Regions from separate parts of the Homo sapiens genome. Here region 1 is linked to region 2. Evidence: chromatin loops called from intact Hi-C (ENCODE). Cell type or tissue: PC-3. All regions are shown on one strand. Links, peaks and the distances in the headings refer to the core of each region. The heading gives the core; the rest is flanking DNA.

Evidence for each region. A loop is a pair of places that touch in the nucleus more often than their neighbours do. Peaks named below come from ENCODE experiments on the same cell type or tissue, not always from the same donor. Only the 100,000 strongest peaks of a DNase experiment are listed, where the experiment ranks them.
Region 1: a loop joins it to region 2, with 6 times the contacts of the local background. A loop is called at or near these places in 1 of 110 quality-filtered maps.

What each region holds. Positions count from the first base shown.
Region 1 is chr5:41,067,354-41,077,092 of GRCh38, reverse strand. It overlaps MROH2B (maestro heat like repeat family member 2B), which reads left to right and starts at 5,751. Exons shown (of 42, transcript NM_173489.5): 1 at 5,751-6,268; 2 at 7,341-7,402. The coding sequence starts at 6,241. It overlaps LOC105374739 (a long non-coding RNA gene), which reads right to left and starts at 5,736. Exons shown (of 6, transcript XR_001742650.2): 1 at 5,165-5,736. In PC-3, for the core only: no CTCF peak of the experiment used is centred there; a DNase peak (open chromatin) is centred at 4,922.
Region 2 is chr5:41,003,585-41,013,323 of GRCh38, reverse strand. It overlaps MROH2B (maestro heat like repeat family member 2B), which reads left to right. Exons shown (of 42, transcript NM_173489.5): 30 at 589-741; 31 at 3,245-3,402; 32 at 3,918-4,044; 33 at 4,531-4,718; 34 at 5,870-6,010; 35 at 7,679-7,793; 36 at 8,404-8,550; 37 at 8,796-8,978. Among named protein-coding and RNA genes, the nearest start is that of MROH2B, 63 kb to the left of the region's middle. RefSeq lists an enhancer at 3,700-4,899. In PC-3, for the core only: no CTCF peak of the experiment used is centred there; a DNase peak (open chromatin) is centred at 3,873; H3K27ac peaks cover 1,056 bases.

The sequences.
Region 1 (9,739 bases), core at 2,206-7,205, 63 kb before region 2:
TCTAGTCTCAGATAAAACAGACTTTAAACCAACAAAGATCAAAAGAGACAAAGAAGGCCATTACATAATGGTAAAAGGATCAATTCAACAAGAAGAGCTAACTATCCTAAATATATATGCACCCAATTCAGGAGCACCCAGATTCATAAAGCAAGTCCTGAGTGACCTACAAAGAGACTTGGACTCCCACACAATAATAATGGGAGACTTTAACACCCCACTGTCAACATTAGACAGATCAACGAGACAGAAAGTTAACAAGGATATCCAGGAATTGAACTCAGCTCTGCACCAAGTGAACCTAATAGACATCTACAGAACTCTCCACCCCAAATCAACAGAATATACATTCTTTTCAGCACCACATCACACCTATTCCAAAATTGAACACATAGTTGGAAGTAAAGCACTCCTCAACAAATGTAAAAGAACAGAAATTATAACAAACTGTCTCTCAGACCACAGTGCAATCAAACTAGAACTCAGGATTAAGAAACTCACTCAAAACCGCTCTACTACATGGAAACTGAGCAACCTGCTCCTGAATGACTACTGGGTACATAACGAAATGAAGCCAGAAATAAAGATGTTCTTTGAAACCAATGAGAACAAAGACACAACATACCAGAATCTCTGGGACACATTCAAAGCAGTGTGTAGAGGGAAATTTATAGCACTAAATGCCTACAAGAGAAAGCAGGAAAGATCTAAAATTGACACCCTAACATCACAATTAAAAGAACTAGAGAAGCAAGAGCAAACACATTCAAAAGCTAGCAGAAGGCAAGAAATAACCAAGATCAGAGCAGAACTGAAGGAAATAGAGACATAAAAAAACCCTTCAAAAAATTAGTAAATCCAGGAGCTGGTTTTTGGAAAAGATCAACAAAATTGATAGGCTGCTAGCAAGACTAATAAAGAAGAAAAGGGAGAAGAATCAAATAGACGCAATAAAACATGACAAAGGGGATATCATCACTGATCCCACAGAAATACAAACTACCATCAGAGAATACTATAAACACCTCTACGCAAATAAACTAGAAAATATAGAAGAAATGGATAAATTCCTTGACACATACACCCTCCCAAGACTAATCCAGGAAGAAGTTGAATCTCTGAATAGACCAATAACAGGATCTGAAATTGAGGCAATAATGAATATCTTACCAACCAAAAAAAGTCCAGGACCAGATGGATTCACAGCTGAATTCTACCAGAGGTACAAGGAGAAGCCGGTACCATTTCTTCTGAAACTTTTCTAATCAATAGAAAAAGAGGGAATCCTCCCTAACTCATTTTATGAGGCCAGCATCATCCTGATATCAAAGCCTGGCAGAGACACAACCAAAAAAGAGAATTTTAGACCAATATCCTTGATGAACATTGATGCAAAAATCCTCAATAAAATACTGGCAAACCGAATCCAGCAGCACATCAAAAAGCTTATCCACCACCATCAAGTGGGCTTCATCCCTGGGATGCAAGGCTGGTTTAACATACGCAAATCAATAAACATAATCCAGCATATAAACAGAACCAAAGACAAAAACCACATGATTACCTCAATAGATGCAGAAAAGACCTTTGACAAAATTAAACAGCCCTTCATGCTAAAAACTCTCAATAAATTAGGTACTGATGGGATGTATCTCAAAATAATAAGAGCTATCTATGACAAACGCACAGCCAATATCATACTGAATGGACAAAAACTGGAAGCATTCCCTTTGAAAACTGGCACAAGACAGGGATACCCTCTCTCACCACTCCTATTCAACATAGTGTTGGAAGTTCTGGCCAGGGCAATTAGGCAGGAGAAGGAAATAAAGGGTATTAATTAGGAAAAGAGGAAGTCAAATTGTCCCTGTTTGCAGATGACATGATTGTATATCTAGAAAACCCCATTGTCTCAGCCCAAAATCTCCTTAAGCTGATAAGCAACTTCATCAAAGTCTCAGGATACAAAATCAATGTGCAAAAATCACAAGCATTCTTATATACCAATAACAGACAAACAGAGAACCAAATCATGAGTGAACTCCCATTCACAATTGCTTCAAAGAGAATAAAATACCTAGGAATCCAACTTACAAGGGATGTGAAGGACCTCTTCAAGGAGAACTACAAACCACTGCTCAATGAAATAAAAGAGGATACAAACAAACGGAAGAACATTCCATGCTCATGGATAGGAAGAATCAATATCGTGAAAATGGCCATACTGCCCAAGGTAATTTATAGATTCAATGCCATCCCCATCAAACTACCAATGACTCTCTTCACAGAATTGGAAAAAAATACTTTAAAGTTCATATGGAACCAAAAAAGAGCCCACATTGCCAAGTCAATCCTAAGCCAAAAGAACAAAGCTGGAGGCATCATGCTACCTGACTTCAAACTATACTACAAGGCTACAGTAACCAAAACAGCATGGTACTGGTACCAAACAGAGATATAGACCAATGGAACAGAACAGAGCCCTCAGAAATAATGCCGCATATCTACAACTATCTGATCTTTGACAAACCTGACAAAAACAAGCAATGGGGACAGGATTCCCTATTTAATAAATGGTGCTGGGAAAACTGGCTAGCCATATGTAGAAAGCTGAAACTGGATCCCTTCCTTACACCTTATACAAAAATTAATTCAAGATGGATTAAAGACTTACATGTTAGACCTAAAACCATAAAAACCCTGGAAGAAAACCTAGGCGTTACCATTCAGGACATAGGCATGGGCAAGGACTTCATGTCTAAAACACCAAAAGCAATGGCAACAAAAGACAAAATTGACAAATGGGATCTAATTAAACTAAAGAGCTTCTGCACAGCAAAAGAAACTACCATCGGAGTGAACAGGCAACCTAGAGAATGGGAGAACATTTTTGCAACCTACTCATCTGATAAAGGGCTAATATCCAGAATCTACAATGAACTCAAACAAGTTTACAAGAAAAAAACAAACAACCCCATCAAAAAATGGGTGAAGGATATGAACAGACGCTTTTCAAAAGAAGACATTTAGGCAGCCAAAAAACACTTGAAAAAATGCTCATCATCACTGGCCATCAGAGAAATGCAAATCAAAACCACAATGAGATACCATCTCACACCAGTTAGAATGGCAATCATTAAAAAGTCAGGAAACAACAGGTGCTGGAGAGGATGTGGAGAAATAGGAACACTTTTACACTGTTGGTGGGACTGTAAACTAGTTTAAGCATTGTGGAAGTTAGTGTGACGATTCCTCAGGGATCTAAAACTAGAATTACCTTTTGACCCAGCCATCCCATAAATGGGTAGATACCCAAAGGATTATAAATCATGCTGCTATAAGGACACATGCACACGTATGTTTATTGCGGCACTATTCACAATAGCAAAGACTTGGAACCGACCCAAATGTCCATCAATGATAGACTGGATTAAGAAAATGTGGCACATATACACCATGGAATACTATGCAGCCATAAAAAATGATGAGTTCATGTCCTTTGTAGGGACATGGATGAAGCTGGAAACCATCATTCTCAGCAAACTATCGCAAGGACAAAAAACCAAACACCGCATGTTCTCACTCATAGGTGGGAATTGAACAATGAGAACACATGGACAAAGGAAGGGGAACATCACACACTGAGGACTGTTGGGGGGTGGGGGGAGTGGGAAAGGATAGCATTAGGAGATATACCTAATGCTAAATGACGAGTTAATGGGTGCAGCACACAAACATGGCACATGTATACATATGTAACAAAACTGCACGTTGTGCACATGTACCCTAGAACTTAAAGTATAATAATAATAAAATTTTTAAAAAAGAAATTAGGCTTATCTCATGAAACTGACAAATCAAACAAAACACAGCCTAATTTCACTTTTAATATATTTTATAAAAATCTAACACGTCATCTGAAGAATAAAAGGATAAATATCAAAGTTTAGATTAATTGTAGTATACATTAAAATCATCTACAATTAAACTATTAAAACCATAAAATTTAAATTTTTATAACGTTTCTGTATTATTTCTATGTATCTATTCTTCTTTAGCTTTATATTTTACCTTTACTGCCTTATTAATATTTTTGTCTGATAACATCATGTGGGAACATAGTAGGCCTGGGATTGGGTAGCTTCATTTGACAAGTTACATTGAAAGGGGATGGCTACCACATATCCAGTGAGACACTCTAATTCCTTAGCAGGCTAGATTTAGGCTCCCTCACAAATATCTAGAAACAGTACTTAATTAGTTAGCACATGCCATCCTATTCACTTTGAGAATTCGTGTTTAGGATCCTCTTAGAGTCTTAGAGAAATCAAATCCATATTGTGTTAGCCTCATGCAATGAGAAGAGGAAGAAATAATGGGAAGATGTAACAAGCAGGCGACTGAAAAATGAAATAAAATGACAGCAAATCAGCTATTTTGAGGATTTGGGGATTTTAAAACTATCTGCAGTATTGGTTTCAATGAGTGAATTTACTTTGTCTGAAAGGATTTTAGCAAAAAGTTGTGTTTTGATTGCAGCGATGAATAAATTAAAAGTCAAAATAAATCAATTATCTCCTAACTTCTCTAATCTCTATGAAATCAAGGAAGTCTTTATATACAGACATACAGAAAAATCATTTGTCACCATTCACAAAAATATTAAGAAAATGGTTGTAACAATTACCTAAATGGCTAGCTTTCTTATTATTGATTCTGCTGTACATTGTTTTTTAAGACTCTAAGAGCACATAATTTCTAACATCATTTTTTCCCTTATAGGGAATCTGTTGTTTTATTTACTACAAGTAGACTTAACATCTTATAGATGTTAAGAGTTTCGGGATGCCTCTAATCACCCCAGTACCTCCCTGACTAACCAAACTTGGCCTATTCTTCAGTGAGTCATGATGCTGGGGAAGAGCTCCTTGCCCAACCACAACAAACATTCTTCAGTTAACTGCTATTTACTGATCCACTAATGAATGTTTGGGCAAGGACCTTGGTCAGTGCTTTTCAAAGTTCAGTGAACCTAAGAATCACCAGGGGCGCACATTAAATATATAGATTGCTGCCCCCTCATTCTAATTTACTGGGTCTGAAGTGGGGCCTGGGAATTCACATTTTAAATAAGGATACCAAGTAAATCCCATGATAAAGTCACCTGGAGACAAAACTCTGAAAGTGATGCTGACTTGGGAAGCGGAAAATGTTGAGGATCTCTTTAATACAGTGCAAAATGTCTATGAGAAGAATGATGAATTCAAAGGTTTAGTTGGAAGCAGTTGACCTTTGAATCTGGAATAAGCTTCACCGATGAAGTTAAGATGGCCAAAAAAGCAGCAGCAGATGAAAATTGTCATGAGCTCCCCTCCTCAGCCCATTCTACATTTAGCCCTATAGACTAGCAGTACTGCCTTCCCTTTCTCTATCATCCTCCATATTCACATAGAGTCTGGACATATATTGAAGATTGTCATCACATAGATTTATAGTTGGGGACCAGATTTCAATTCATGCTAGATAAGTTGAAAACATTATGGAAAATTGATCTAGATAAAAAATAATTTGAAAACAAAAAGAAAGCTGAAGACAGAGAAAAAGCCTGAGCCTGGAGTGAGGCCAAGATCCTGAACATGCCAGGGAGGAATTAATGGAGAGGGAGGTAGAGAGGTCTTCACTTTGCTGCTGTCAGTTGGACATTCCATCCAACTGCCCCTGAAGTGCATTCCAGTCCACTGAGCATGCTCAGTTCATATGACTGATTTTCACTAAGTGTAACAATCAACGAGTTCACCATAAAGCCTTTCCCAACATCAGGACAGTAAAGCAACTACTGAAAACCATTCCTGAATTTGTGATCAATGGACTCAAGTTTAGGGAGAGGAGCACCTTTGGTCTGCAACAATGGTTTGAATCCCAGTCTCTAATTACTTCTTTCCCAAATACTCTGGTCACCAAAGGGACAATATTTGGTGAGATGCAGCCATTTTGTTGGTTAGCAGGAGTTCAGACGCAAGACAATGTCATAGTGGTAGAATACAGTATCAACTTCAACAGCAAGCCCATCTCTGGAAGCTCCCAGACCATTGTGCCAATCAAGTGGAGGAGGCACTTTCATTTAGAGAGGCTTATGTGAACCTTATATGAGAAACTTGCCAACCTGCCTCTTTGATTTTTTAGCCTTACTATTTCTAATACTTAGGTGCTATCTTTTAGAGACCCTGAAACAGCCAAGACATGACACTTAGTACAGAGGAATCCATAGGTAAGCATCATCAGATCCTGAGAAGCCAAGGCTCTTCCCTGTGTTTTGTTTCTGTGGAATTATAAGTATATATGAGGGCTGGGAGTGGCGCGTCATTGTGGGAGGACTGTACACCTCAAAGGATTTATGAAATGGTATGCTAAATACATAATAAAATCATGCTGATTGTGAAGGACCAATAATAGACTGGAAGCCTAAGAGATGGTTGTGCTTTAAAATTTAGAGTCTACCTGAGGAGAAAGTGGCTACATATCAAAGAAAGGCAGTTTGTTATTTAATTTTAAATACTAGAAGAGTCCTTTGGAAGTATTTCTCCCAATTTCCAGGTATGGCTGCCTTTCTACTTTGCCAAAAAGATTGCCCTAAATGAGTATGTTGTTTGGTGTGGAGGTTAATAAGAAATCTTCATCTCCAAAAGTATTTCTCCTACCAACTTGCCATGTAGCTTGAAATTGCTCAATTCCTTTGACTCAATTTTTTTTCCAGTTTTCTAGAGTGCTTTATTCAAAAACATATATTCCTAGAAAATGCAAGTCAAACACATTTAGGTCATTGTCAGAAAACAGGAAGCCTTCATTAGCATGTGACCAAAAGAGGGAGTTGGCAGGCACAGGAGAATAGGTGGAGTTGAAAAGGGTATGGAAAAAGAAGATGGGAGAGGTATTGAGGGGAGGACCAGTGAAAAATAAACAGCTATGTTGCACCCCTGCCTTCTAATGCTTAAGTCAGGAGTGAGAAATTCACCTCATTGACTCTGAGAGCTAAATCCTGCAAGAGAGAATTTACAAGGCAATGCCCACTTGCCTGGAGGGATACATAGGAATCCGGCATCTTTTATCTTCCCTTTCACATTTGATTCAGGTTTCAAAAATAATAATAACTTAGCATCTGCTAGTTTCATTTATGTCATGGATATGAATAAAACAGTTCCTGCCATCAAAGAGCTAGCAGTCAAGGGAGAGAGAGAGAGAGAGGATAAATGAATGAATGAACTTTCTGTGTTGATTACAAAATAATTAACAGGAGGGCATTTCAGCATATATTTCAATTCATATTTTTCTGTACGTTTTAGAGATGTTTGGGGATATTAACCTCACTCTTGGCATGCTGAACAAGGAAGATATTGTTAACAAGGTAGGGAAAACAGAGAAAAATCTTTTTCCCTTTTTCAGTCTTCTTGTTGCAACATTTCGTATATATTTTTCTTTGTCTCAACTTTCTCATTTTTCTCTGGCTTGTTACATGGCATTAGATTTTTCAGTAAATGCAGTTGTAATGAAAGTCATTGTAATGTTTAAGCAATGATATTTGGCATTTCAAGAATCACAGCATCTATGTCTAGAAAATAGCAAAAAAAAAGTTCCTTTTTATAACTTTATACAGGCAGATGTTGAAAGGTGTATGTCAGACTTACAAACATGTGGATGAGACTGTTTCTTTTATAATTTGAGGGTTGTTACAAAAATCCCAAAAGCTCTTCCCTGCTCATCTATAATGCTATTTCACAGCTAGAAGTTTACCTAAGAATTGAAGGCTTTTCACATTTCAACAACCTTTTATAAAATAAAAGAAATAACTGCCCTTCATCGAACACTTATCTGGGAAGTAAAATGCTAGATATTTTCCAAACAACAGTGTATTGTATAATATTCACTCCTCAGAACAATTTTATCAGGTAGTTATTGCTATTTCCATTTGATAACTGAGAAAAAATTAGGCAGAGAGAAGTTACATGACTTGCTCAACTAAGAACAACAGGACTATATCCAAAAGCAAGCCCATCTGACTCCAAAAAAAAATGTTCCTAATCATTATTCAGTGTTGTCTCCTTGTGAAGGGCAGTGCCTATACCTTTATCTCTTAATTCAGTGGTTCTCAACCCTGACCATATATTAGAATCCCTTAGAGAGTTTTGGGAAAATATCAACACCCAGGCCCTACTACCAGGGATTCTGATTGGATCAGTCTGTGAAAAGCTTGGGCATTTTAAGCACCTGGAGGTAATCCAAACATTTAGGTACGGTTGAAAACCATTACATTAATCTCTCAGTAGAAGTCACCTTTCCGAAAGAACACTATTTCTCAAACATTGGGAATCACTTAAGAGAATAACCTCCGGATCCCAGAAACATTGAAGGAGAATTTCCAGTAAAGGGATCAGAGAATATATATTTTTAACAAGCACTTCCTAGTTATTTTATGATGAGTCTAGTTAAAGAATAATAATAGCCAGCATAACCAAGAGGTTAAGGTGCCAGCTAAAATTCAGACTGTTGGTTTCAAATTGTAGCATCAGTACGTAACACTAACTACATTAAGCTCCCTGGGACTCAATTTCCTCATCTATAAAATGAATATATTTGTGGTACCTAAGACAGGGACTTGTGAGCGTTAATAAAATGCTCCAGATAATGAGTCTGGCACAGTTCCAGGAATGTGGTGAGAGCTCCATAAATGGTAGCCTTGCCAAAGAACAAGGCCTGCAGACAGGATAGTAAGCACATGGAGCAAGAAAAGGACTCACAGAGATAGTTAGGCAGGCCCAGAAAATACAGGGAAGAAAGCAAAGAAAAATTATGCATTATTCTCAGACTTCCCAAGGACCAGCCCTGAGGAGTAATGCAAAGGATGCTATTTAACAACTTAAGCATGGGTGGAGTGGCTGGAGGTGCATGTTGAAGCTGTTGGAGATTTCAGTACACCAGTCTCTCTTTCATCATCCAGAGGACACATAGCCACCTAAAAGATTTACAATTCCTCACACAGGGCATCTAGTCAAGCCACACAACTGGAGGCCCTGTCTAAAATGTCCACAACTTTCTGTCTGCAGAGGCATGAATGAAACAAGGGCCTGTAAATGTCCCTTAGGATCCAGTTTCATAGCCTAGCAGCCTCTTGGGGAGTTACAGTGTGTTCCCTAGTACCATATCACTCCCTGATAGTAAGGGCAGCAATTAAGCTGACAGGCATTTCCATTCCCCTGAGTGTCCCACAACAGTGATTTTCAAAAGACATGGAATGGCAGGTAGCCTCTCCTGGTTGTCAATTAGATCTTGCCATAGAAATATAGCCAAGTTAAAATAGTTTTTAGAATTGACTTTGCTCTGTAGCCTTTGACTCCTAAAGATGCATGTTATGTTCAGAAAGCCTCAATTAAAGCCAGGCACGGTGGCTCATGCCTGTAATCCCAGCACTTTGGGAGACCGAGGCAAGTGGATCACCTGAGGTCAGGAGTTCGAGACCAGCGTAGCCAACATGGCAAAAACCCCGTCTCTACTAAAAATACAAAAATTATTCGGGCATGGTGGCACACACCTGTAATCCTGGCTACTCGGGAGGCTGAGGCAGGAGAATCAGTTGAACCCAGGAGGCAGAGGTTGCAGTGAGCTGAGATCATGCCATTGCACTCCAGCCTGGCCAAAAAGAGCAAAACTCCATCTTAAAAAATAGAAAAAAAAAAGAAAGCCTCAA
Region 2 (9,739 bases), core at 1,863-6,862:
ACCTAGAGACAACAATTGCAAAGTTTTTCCATTTTATTGACCTTTTATGGACTGTTCTTAATATTGAAATATGGAAGAGCAAGAAACAAGGCTCATAATAATCCATACTCCATATGTACACTGTCCACCACCTGAGTATTCAGCATGGTACTTAATACATATTGATAGATTTTCCTGAATTCTCAAGGTTTAGGTATTATGTGGCAGATTCAAGTCATGTTTCTATGATATATGAATGTTTGTAAAAGGACTTTATAATGTACATATTGCTATGTAAACATTCTGCATTATTTTTCCCTATGCTGTATGCTATAACTTTAGGCTTGGAGAGAAAATTGCCTTAGCAGGCTTAGGATTCAATAAATATGAAATGATAAAAAAGGCAACTCCACGGAAAGTTTGCTTAGTAATAAAAGGTCATGTCTATGCCCTGTTCTAGTATTTTCTCTAGTTTCTGTGGCCTCAATCAAAACTGTTGAAAAGTTCAGTGGTTTCTAATACCCAAAACAAACCACAACAGCATGTTGTAAGTATCTAGATATAAAATGGGGTGGTTGATTACACGAATCTTTCTGGGTGCATTTTCAGATTGTCAGTAAGTTCATCCCAAATGAAGAAATTCTGATGTTCCTAGAGGAAATGCTGGACGGTCTGGAGAGCCTCAACCCCACTTGTACAAAGGCCTGTGGCATATGGATGATCACTGTCCTGAAGCAGCAGGGAGCTGCTCTGGAAGATCAGGTGAACTGATAGCCAGTTTTAACAACTGAACAGATTTCTATCACTTCTGAAATGCCAAGTCAGCCACTTTCTCTGTTTGTCCACTGATGGGCAGCATGCAAAGGCTTGCACAACCTCAAGAGGCCTCATTAGAGACCTACGTTGTGTGTTTAACAACAAGGCTCACGTTGAGGACCTGTCTCAATTGCCTCTCTTGTCTTTTAATATAAAAGCTGTTCAAACTGTCTCTTTCTGGCTAGAGGAAGCAGCTCTGAACCGAGGCCATTTGGATGATGGAAAACAGGGTTGTTAGAGATGTAAGGATAAGAGTGACCATGTGGATGACTTTGAGACAACCACCAAGGGCAGGAGTCAAGGGCAGGAGTTTCTAATTTCACTGCTACCCTTCAGGCTTTTCTCCCACACCCCATAGTGTTCATTGTCTGATAAGCAAGGCTGCCACTGGATTGGGGAAAGTCCTCAATTCTTCTTCCCAACTGGAGAGTTAAGCAGAGTGAACAGGATTTAAATTCAGGAAGCTTGGTTAAGAGCTCCAAATGGAAATGCCTCTCTTTTCTCTTCTGAAGTCAAAAATAGAATACAAGTTATTCAAACATTAATAAGAAGGAAAAAATGGGCTGGATGTGGTGGTTCACACCTGTAATCCCAGCACTTTGGGAGGCCAAGGCAGGTGGATCACTTGAGGACAGGAGTTTGAGACCAGCCTGAGCAACATGGAGAAACCTCATCTCTACTGAAAATACAAAACTTAGCTGCGCATGGTGGCAAGCACCTGTGATTCCAGCTACTTGGGAGGCTGAGGCAGGAGAATCACTTGAACCAGGGAGGCACAGGTTGCAGTGAGCTGAGATTGTGCAACTGCACTCCAGCCTGGGCAATAGAGCAAGGCTCAGTCTCAAAAAAAAAAAAAGAAAAAGGAAAAAATCTTTCACTAAATGAAAGCAACTCAAAGAGAGTAAGAGAAAGAAGTTCTTGTCCCTATAGTCCAGTCAACTACCCTCAATTTAAAAACTCTCCAAAGCACAGCTTTTGTGTTAAGGGCATTGAAAATTACCTCTGTGCTAATTACTTTTCAATAAGTGTTTTTGAAAACATTTATTGAGCACCTACTATGTGGTAGGCACTGGGATAGACATGAGACAGCCAAAATTGATAAATGTGGAATGCCCATATATTTGTGTGTATAGCATAAAGAGTTGTTCACACAATAGGTAAAGGCTTACAATAGGGACCTAAATCCTCTCCAAGCATCATTGACCTGGAAATCTGTGGTAATCATAAATGGGGGCTATTTATAACTAAGGAATTATAATTCAGAGAAAATATATTTAAAATAAATGTCTAACTTAAATGTCTATCCAAAATAATAGAAATGTCTACTAGAAGCAGAGTTACTTTAAGATAGATATATGCCTGTGTCCATGTCAAAAATCCAAATGTATGATATCGTTCCCTACTGCCAACAGATTAACATCCAAATTCCTAAAGGTGGCATCCAGTGCTCTGAGATCTGGGTTCATCTTTTCTATCAAGTCATCTTTCTTTTATTATCTTCATTCTCTCTGCACTCCAACCTGGACCATTCTCCTACACTAGAAATCTCAGCATTTTCTTATGCCCATGTTCCCGTGATTTTTAAAAAATAGATTTTTTAGAGCAGTTTTAGGTTCACAGCAAAATTAAGCACAGTTCCCATCTACCCGCTCCCCTCACATACGCACAGCCTCCCGACTGTCAATATCTCCCACCAGAGTAGATTTGTTACGATCAGTAAACCTACATTGACACATCGCTATCACCCAAAGTCCACAGTTCCATGGACTGCAGTTCCAGGGTTCACTCCTGGTGTTGTACAGTCTATGGGTTTGACAAATGTATAATGACATGTATCCACCAGTATAAGATCATACAGAGTGGTTGCACTGCCCTAAAAATCCTCTGTGCTCCACCTATTCTCATGTCTTTTAACTTTACATCTTTATCTGTGTTCTTCTTTCTGACAAGGATGCCCTTTCCCACCATCTGTCTCCACCTTGCCTTTTGAAATTTCTACAAATGCTTCAAGACCCAAACCAAATGGCCCTCCAATGTGACTCAGTTCCTCCTGGATTCCCCTGTCGGTTGTATGCACCTCATGTATACCATTTGCCATAGACTGCCTTGACTACAGGCCTTTAGGTCTATGATTGATATTCTTTATTGGATCACTCATTTTGCAAAAAGGGTACATCTTTTTCATCTTTGGTAAATTCCGACAATGGCAAACACAGCACCTGTCATAATACACCCTTTCACAAAATGTTTCCTAAATTTAATTAGGAACAAATAGCCAATTCATGAACAATCCTCCTGAGTGAGAAATAGGCCACATGTGAAATCAATTATTATTTTTAACATTATTTAGAATTCATCAGCTGCCCATCCACGACAGATACCTGTTCTGAGTCATTCACATAGAGGGAAAATGGCAACTTAATGTTTGACTTGGCTTTTTTCTCTTTAGCTATTGGAGATCTTAGGCACAATCTACCATCACATGCCAGTCCTCAGACAAAAAGAAGAAAGTTTTCAGTTCATTCTAGAAGCCATCTCCCAGATAGCCAGCTTTCACATGGATACAGTTGTTGTCAACCTTTTACAGAAGCCTCTGCCTTTTGACAGGTAGATCCTTATTGAACTGATTCCTTCTCCTAGGGAAGGCCACTCTGAAAGGCACTGGGGAGGGATTTACGGTTTGAGAGCAAGATAGCAAACAAAGGTTGAAAATAGCTCATCTGAATAACAATTTAACAATTGGTATTTGAATCACAAGTAATGTTTTTCCAAGTGCTTTTCATATATATAAGATATATATGTATTGCATAATAATATTTTTAACAATATGCCATAGGAATAAGAGAATATTAAAAAGTGAATATTCTCCTCTTTCTGGTGGCCTAGAATGCACCTACATGAGAGGTTCCCATCTTAGTGGACTTTAACAAAGTTCTGTAACCCAAGGCTAGAATGCTGAATTGTTATGTAAAACATCTTTCTTATCCCCAGGCATGGCAGCATGTCCATCTGCCCTTGAAATTGTCATTAGTCATAATGTGATTTTAGAGTGAGTCAGATGGAAAAGCTTACAGCCCGAGGGGTTGTGCCTTATCTACCAATTTCCTGCTTTGCCACCCTAGGGACACAAAGACATTGTGGAAGGCGCTGGCTGAAAAGCCAGCCTCCAGTGGGAAACTCTTGCAAGCCTTAATAGACAAACTGGAGACTGAGTTAGAAGATGACATCGCCAGGGTTGAGGCAATTTCAGTGAGTTGGACAGCCTGAACCCATCACTTGCCTGAGACTGCGCCATCTTTATGATCTATCCCCACCTGGAGCTTGGTGCTGTCACATTAATGACACCTCCTTCTTCTCTCATACCCTAACTTTACTCCAGTTTATAGTTGTGGCTCTACTTTTGTCTGTGGCTGATCATTTTTAGAAGCAAATTTCTCATCAACCCCCCAAAAAACCTATGTATCTATATTTCTAGATAAGTCTGTAAGATATCCAAAGGACCCTTTTTGTTGAAAAACCCCAATGCTGAAAACATTTTATTTTACATGACTAGTGTCCCCTGGCAGTCACAGGACTAACATGGCAGGCCCTGAGTTGAGAAATTTCCAGACAATAAACCCTCCCTTTTCTGTGTGTTTTTACTGGTGGAGAAAACAAAGTTGAAAATCAGCCCAGAGAGAAGATGGCCTTGGAGAAAATGAGACTGCCTGACCAAGAGGCCCTTTCTCCCCTCAGGTGGCCTGTGCTATGTATGAAGTGATCTCAATGGGCACCTCTGTCACCGGCTTGTATCCAGAGCTGTTCACTCTCCTCCTGAAGCTGGTTAGCTGCACACTGGGCCAGAAGATGCTCACTTGTCCCTGGAGCCATAGGCGGCATGTGATGCAGCAGGGAGAACAGCAGCAGATCCCAGACCCCTGCAGGTAAACGGCCAATCAGGAAGCATCTTCCACAGTGGTCCTAATCCCAGACTCCAGGAGTGGTGCTGCAGAAGTCAGGGTCTGTGCTTTCTGTCATAGCATCCATTGTCCATGAAGAAACAAGGCTCTACAAGGCTCTACTCTCCCTAAGCCGTGACACCATAGTTCTTCTTGAGCCAGTATCCAGTGTAGCTACACAGAATAGTCACTTAAAGAATAAGGGGCTATGCTTTCTTTCCTAGAGGAACTACTATATTATCTTTGGTTTCTATCATTGAGATCTTTCTAGAGAGGCTGGAATCTTGTGATCTTCAAGGCCACCAGGGAAAAAAGAAAAATAAAAATAAATACCATATTTCATAAATTCTGAGACTTCAGCAATTGAAAAAAAGCAATTTTTTGCATACCATTGAGAAAACAGAAAAGAACTCCAAAGTAAGCAGTGAATCAATGCTTTCTTAAACTTTAAAATTTTTATTCTGTACTTATCAAAAGAACTCTTTTAGGATTATGAAGTATGAATTTTCATTTCATATCCCATCATTCTGTTTCCCTGCATTTTGCATAACTTTTCATTCCAATGTAAAATTATAGTGCAACATTTTTAAAGACACTTTAAACACCGTTTAGTCAACACGTATTAGGTTGGTGCAAAAGTAATTGCTGTTTTTACCATTAAAAGTAATAGTTCCAATAATACGTGTAACTTTACTAAAATGATGGTAATATAAAGAGCTATATCTGAACCAGGCAGCACATGTGAATGTACAGACAATAGCAACTACATCACAAGTACTGTCTGGCCAAGAACAATTGTAACACACATCTACTGCAAGATGCATCCTGATTTCAGAGATCGTGTTTTAGAATCAGTGAAATATGGTATTTTTCACTTTTTATTCTTATGGCCTATTTTTTCTTATGGGGGGAGTGTTGACAAGATTTTGTGGCATTACTTACTGGCCCACATCATCTGCATGTCCCCATGGATCCCAAGGCTAAAATGTGAGCATAGGGCTGCCTGTTTTTCCCTTACACAACATCCCCTAGTCCAGGGGTGGGAAAGCATTGTGAGGAGTGGAAAGGCAAACTTGGGAATTTGCAATTCCCTATAAGGGTCAACTTAGTTTTGTAATGCTGACTGTCTCCTTTAGGCTTTCAACTGCTACTTTAAAATGTTTGCAAGCCCAAGCCATGAGAGAAGGCCTTGCAAAGGAATCTGATGAGGGGGACAACTTATGGACTCTACTCAGCAGTCCTAGTACCCACCACATAGGCGTATGTTCACTGGCCAGGTAATGTGCACTTTTTCTAGAACCAGATACAAAGAAGAAAACAAAAACAAACAAACAAACAAAAGTGCAATACAGGCAACTTCACTGAGCATAATTGATTCACTTAGGACTAATAGTCGAAGGAGGACAAACAGGAAAGAAAGAAAAGGGAATGGGAAGAGATGGTAAGATCAGCCCCACACACACCACTCACCTCAAGAAACATGATTCAGGTGAACATCTTTAGACAAATTACACTTATTTTTTGAAAGAAATATTTAATATTCACATACCTAGAATTCTGTTGAACTTTTTTTAATCAGCTTTTTAAAAAAAATTTTATTTTTTTATTTCAGTAGGTTTTTGGGGAACAGGTGGTGTTTGATTACATGAATAAGTTCTTTAGTGATGATTTCTGAGATTTTGGTGCACCCATCACCTGAGGAGTGTACACTGCACCCAATATGTAGGCTTATCCCTCACCTCATTCCTGCCCTTTCCCCCAAACCCCCAAAGTCCAATGTATCATTCTTATGCCTTTGCGTCCTAATAGCTTAGCTCCCACATATGAGACAGAACATACAATGTTTGGTTTTCCATTCCCAAGTTACTTCACATAGAATAATAGTCTCCAATTCCATCCAGGTTGCTGCAAATGCCATTATTTCACTCCTTTTTATGGCTGAGTAGTATTCCATGGTATATATATACCACATTTTCTTTATCCACTCATTGATTAATGGGCATTTGGGCTGGTTTTATATTTTTGCAATTGCAAATTGTGCTGCTGTAAACATGTGTGTGCAAGTATCTTTTTTGTATAATGATTTCTTTTCCTCTGGGTAGATACCTAGTAGTGGGACTGTTGGATCAACCGGTAGATCTACTTTTAGTTCTTTAAGAAGCTCCACTGTTTTCCATAGTGGTTGTACTAGTTTGCATTCCCACCAAGAGTGAAAAATTATTCTCTTTTCACGGCATCCATGCCAACACCTTTTTTTTTATTATTATTATTTTATTATGGTCATTCTTGCAGGAGTGAGGTGGTATCGCACTGTGGTTTTGATTTCCATTTCCCTGATCATTAGTGATGTTAAGCATTTTTCCATATGTTTGTTGGCCATTTGTATATCTTCTTTTGAGAATTATCTATTCATGTCCTTAGCCTGCTTTTTGATGGGATTGTTTAGACAAACTGCATTTAAATTGGACAATTGGATAGGCCATTTTAAAATTTAAGCCTTGGTGGGCTTTCATCAAGCATCCCTTTTTTCTTTTTTCTTTTTTCTTTTTTTTTTTTTTGGAGACAGAATCTTACTCTTCGCCCAGGCTGGAGTGTGCAGTGGCGCGATCTCGGCTGACTGCAACCTCTGTCTCCTGGGTTCAAACAATTCTCCTGCCTCAGCCTCCTGAATAGCTGGGACTACAGGAGCACACCACCATGCCTGGCTAATTTTTTGTATTTTAGTAGATACGGGGTTTCACCATGTTGCCCAGGCTGGTCTCGAACTCCTGAGCTCAGGCAATCCACCTGCCTCGGCCTCCCAAAGTTCTAGGATTACAGGCATGAGCCACCACCCCCAGCCAAGCATTCCTTTTTAGACAAATTACTTGCCTGATGAACAAACAGACTAAGATTTCCTCCATTGTTTAGTAAAATATGTCTCTGCTAAAATGTGCATTTTCTAGGAGCATGGCAGTGTGGCAACACGGAGTCATACTGGACATCATGGAACAGCTGCTCTCATCTCTTACCTCCTCCTCGGAGAACTACCGGATAACCGGCGCAGCTTTCTTCTCTGAGGCAAGGGAGAACAGCCCTCAGAGCACACTCACTGGGTCCCCATAGGGTATTTCTCTTATGGTCTGGAGCCCAGTGTGCACTGGAACCAGGGAAGAGAGACTTCAAGGGGGGGGGGGGTTTCATAGAGGAGAGACCAGCTACTGCCAGATATATGGTACCTAAGCAGGGGGTGAGAGAGGAAAATAAACCACCTCACCCACCTCCTGCCCTCTAGTTTGCAGAAGGCAGAGAAAGGGGGACAATAAATCTGTGAGGGATCAAACAAAGCATTGTAGCACTGACGCTTCAAATTCCGGCCTGAAGACTATTCCAGCCAATCCAGAGAAGGAAAACTATCAGTCATTCCTGTTTTCCCTGCCCCATTTTCCATTGAGACTAGACATCTGTTATGCAGGTAACCGGGTTTACATCACCATGCAAGCTTGACCTGTGCGCTGCTCATATCTAGAGCTCAGCTTCAGCAAGGCTTGCTGGTTCACCAGAGGGCTTCCTCCTCCGCTGCACAAGCAGTGGGGTCCTCTCTTTAATTGTACTTGTGATGTCTTTGGCACTCTCCTGAAGGAGGGGCCACGCCCTTAACTAAACGGGAGGAGTGTGTTGATTATTTCAGCTCATGAAGGAACCAATCCTTTGGAAGCATGGGAATCTGCGAAATGTGCTGATCTTGATGGATCAAAGTGCCTGGGACTCCAACGCCACTCTGAGGCAGATGGCCATCCGAGGGCTCGGCAACACAGCATCCGGGGCTCCTCACAAGGTAAAAGGCGTTTTAAGGGGAAATGGTTCATTTAAGTAGAGTTTTGAAATAATGATTTAATAACCCACGCCTAGTTGTTGCATACAAATTAATTGGAAATCCAGATACATTGCTGAAGTGGTAGTCCTTCGGTTGAACTACATGTGACCCTGACAAAATTTCAGTCCTCTTGTCTGAGGACTCCTACCCTCTTCCAGATACGCATAGAACAATTTTCAAGATTAAGAGGTCTTATTTCAAAATAGGTGAAGAAACATAAGCAGTTAATGCTAGAATCTATCATCAGAGGCCTGTATCACCTAGCTCGCACTGAAGTCGTCTGTGAAAGCTTGAAGGCTCTAAAAAAAATCCTGGAGCTGCTGACAGACCGAGACGTGAGCTTCTACTTCAAGGAAATAGTGCTGCAAACAAGGACCTTCTTTGAAGATGTAAGTGAGCCTGTTTAGGAACTTCCCTCCCCAGAAGTGAGTGAACAGAAACAGGTTTAGGTAGTGCTCACAGAAGACATTGTCAGTGTCCCACCCATATTCCTTGGCCTGCCCCAGACAGGTCACCTGCAGACAATCTCTATACAAGCTGTTGGCTTCCTGTATCTCTCTGCCTGAGGGTGCTCTATGGCCTGGCAGTCATGATTGATCTAAGCTAGTTGAGCCAGAATTGTTGGGGGAAGAAATGCCCTAGGAAGGACCCTCAAACAATAAGAAACAAGAGTTTGTAGATAAATTTCCCGGTTTCCTCACCCCTCAGAAAGGGTTGATTGGCTGTTACAGAGATCTTAGGATCCACAGAGTTTAAACTATTTACTGTCTGGCCTTTTAGAGAAAACGTTTGCCAGCTTTTGATGTACTCCATAATCGCAATTTCAAAAAAGATCAGTCAGCAGTCCTAGGCAGAGAAGGGTCATTTTCCTCTATGCCTTCCAGGAAGCACATTTTAGTATTTATTTTTTGGTTATTCATTGCCATCAATGTAAAAATCTATTTTTAACCTAAACCTATTATTTTGTAATCTAAACCTGCTTCCTCATGTAGTATTGTCAGAGGAGATGGAAAACTGCTAGTTGCCTTCTCTAGTGCATTCTTCATAAACATTAAGGCTTTATTTGATTACCTATTTACCTTACAGTCTGCAGACTTGAGAAGTCTTCATTTCTTTCATTATTCATCATAAACCTAATTTTTCTGCTCAT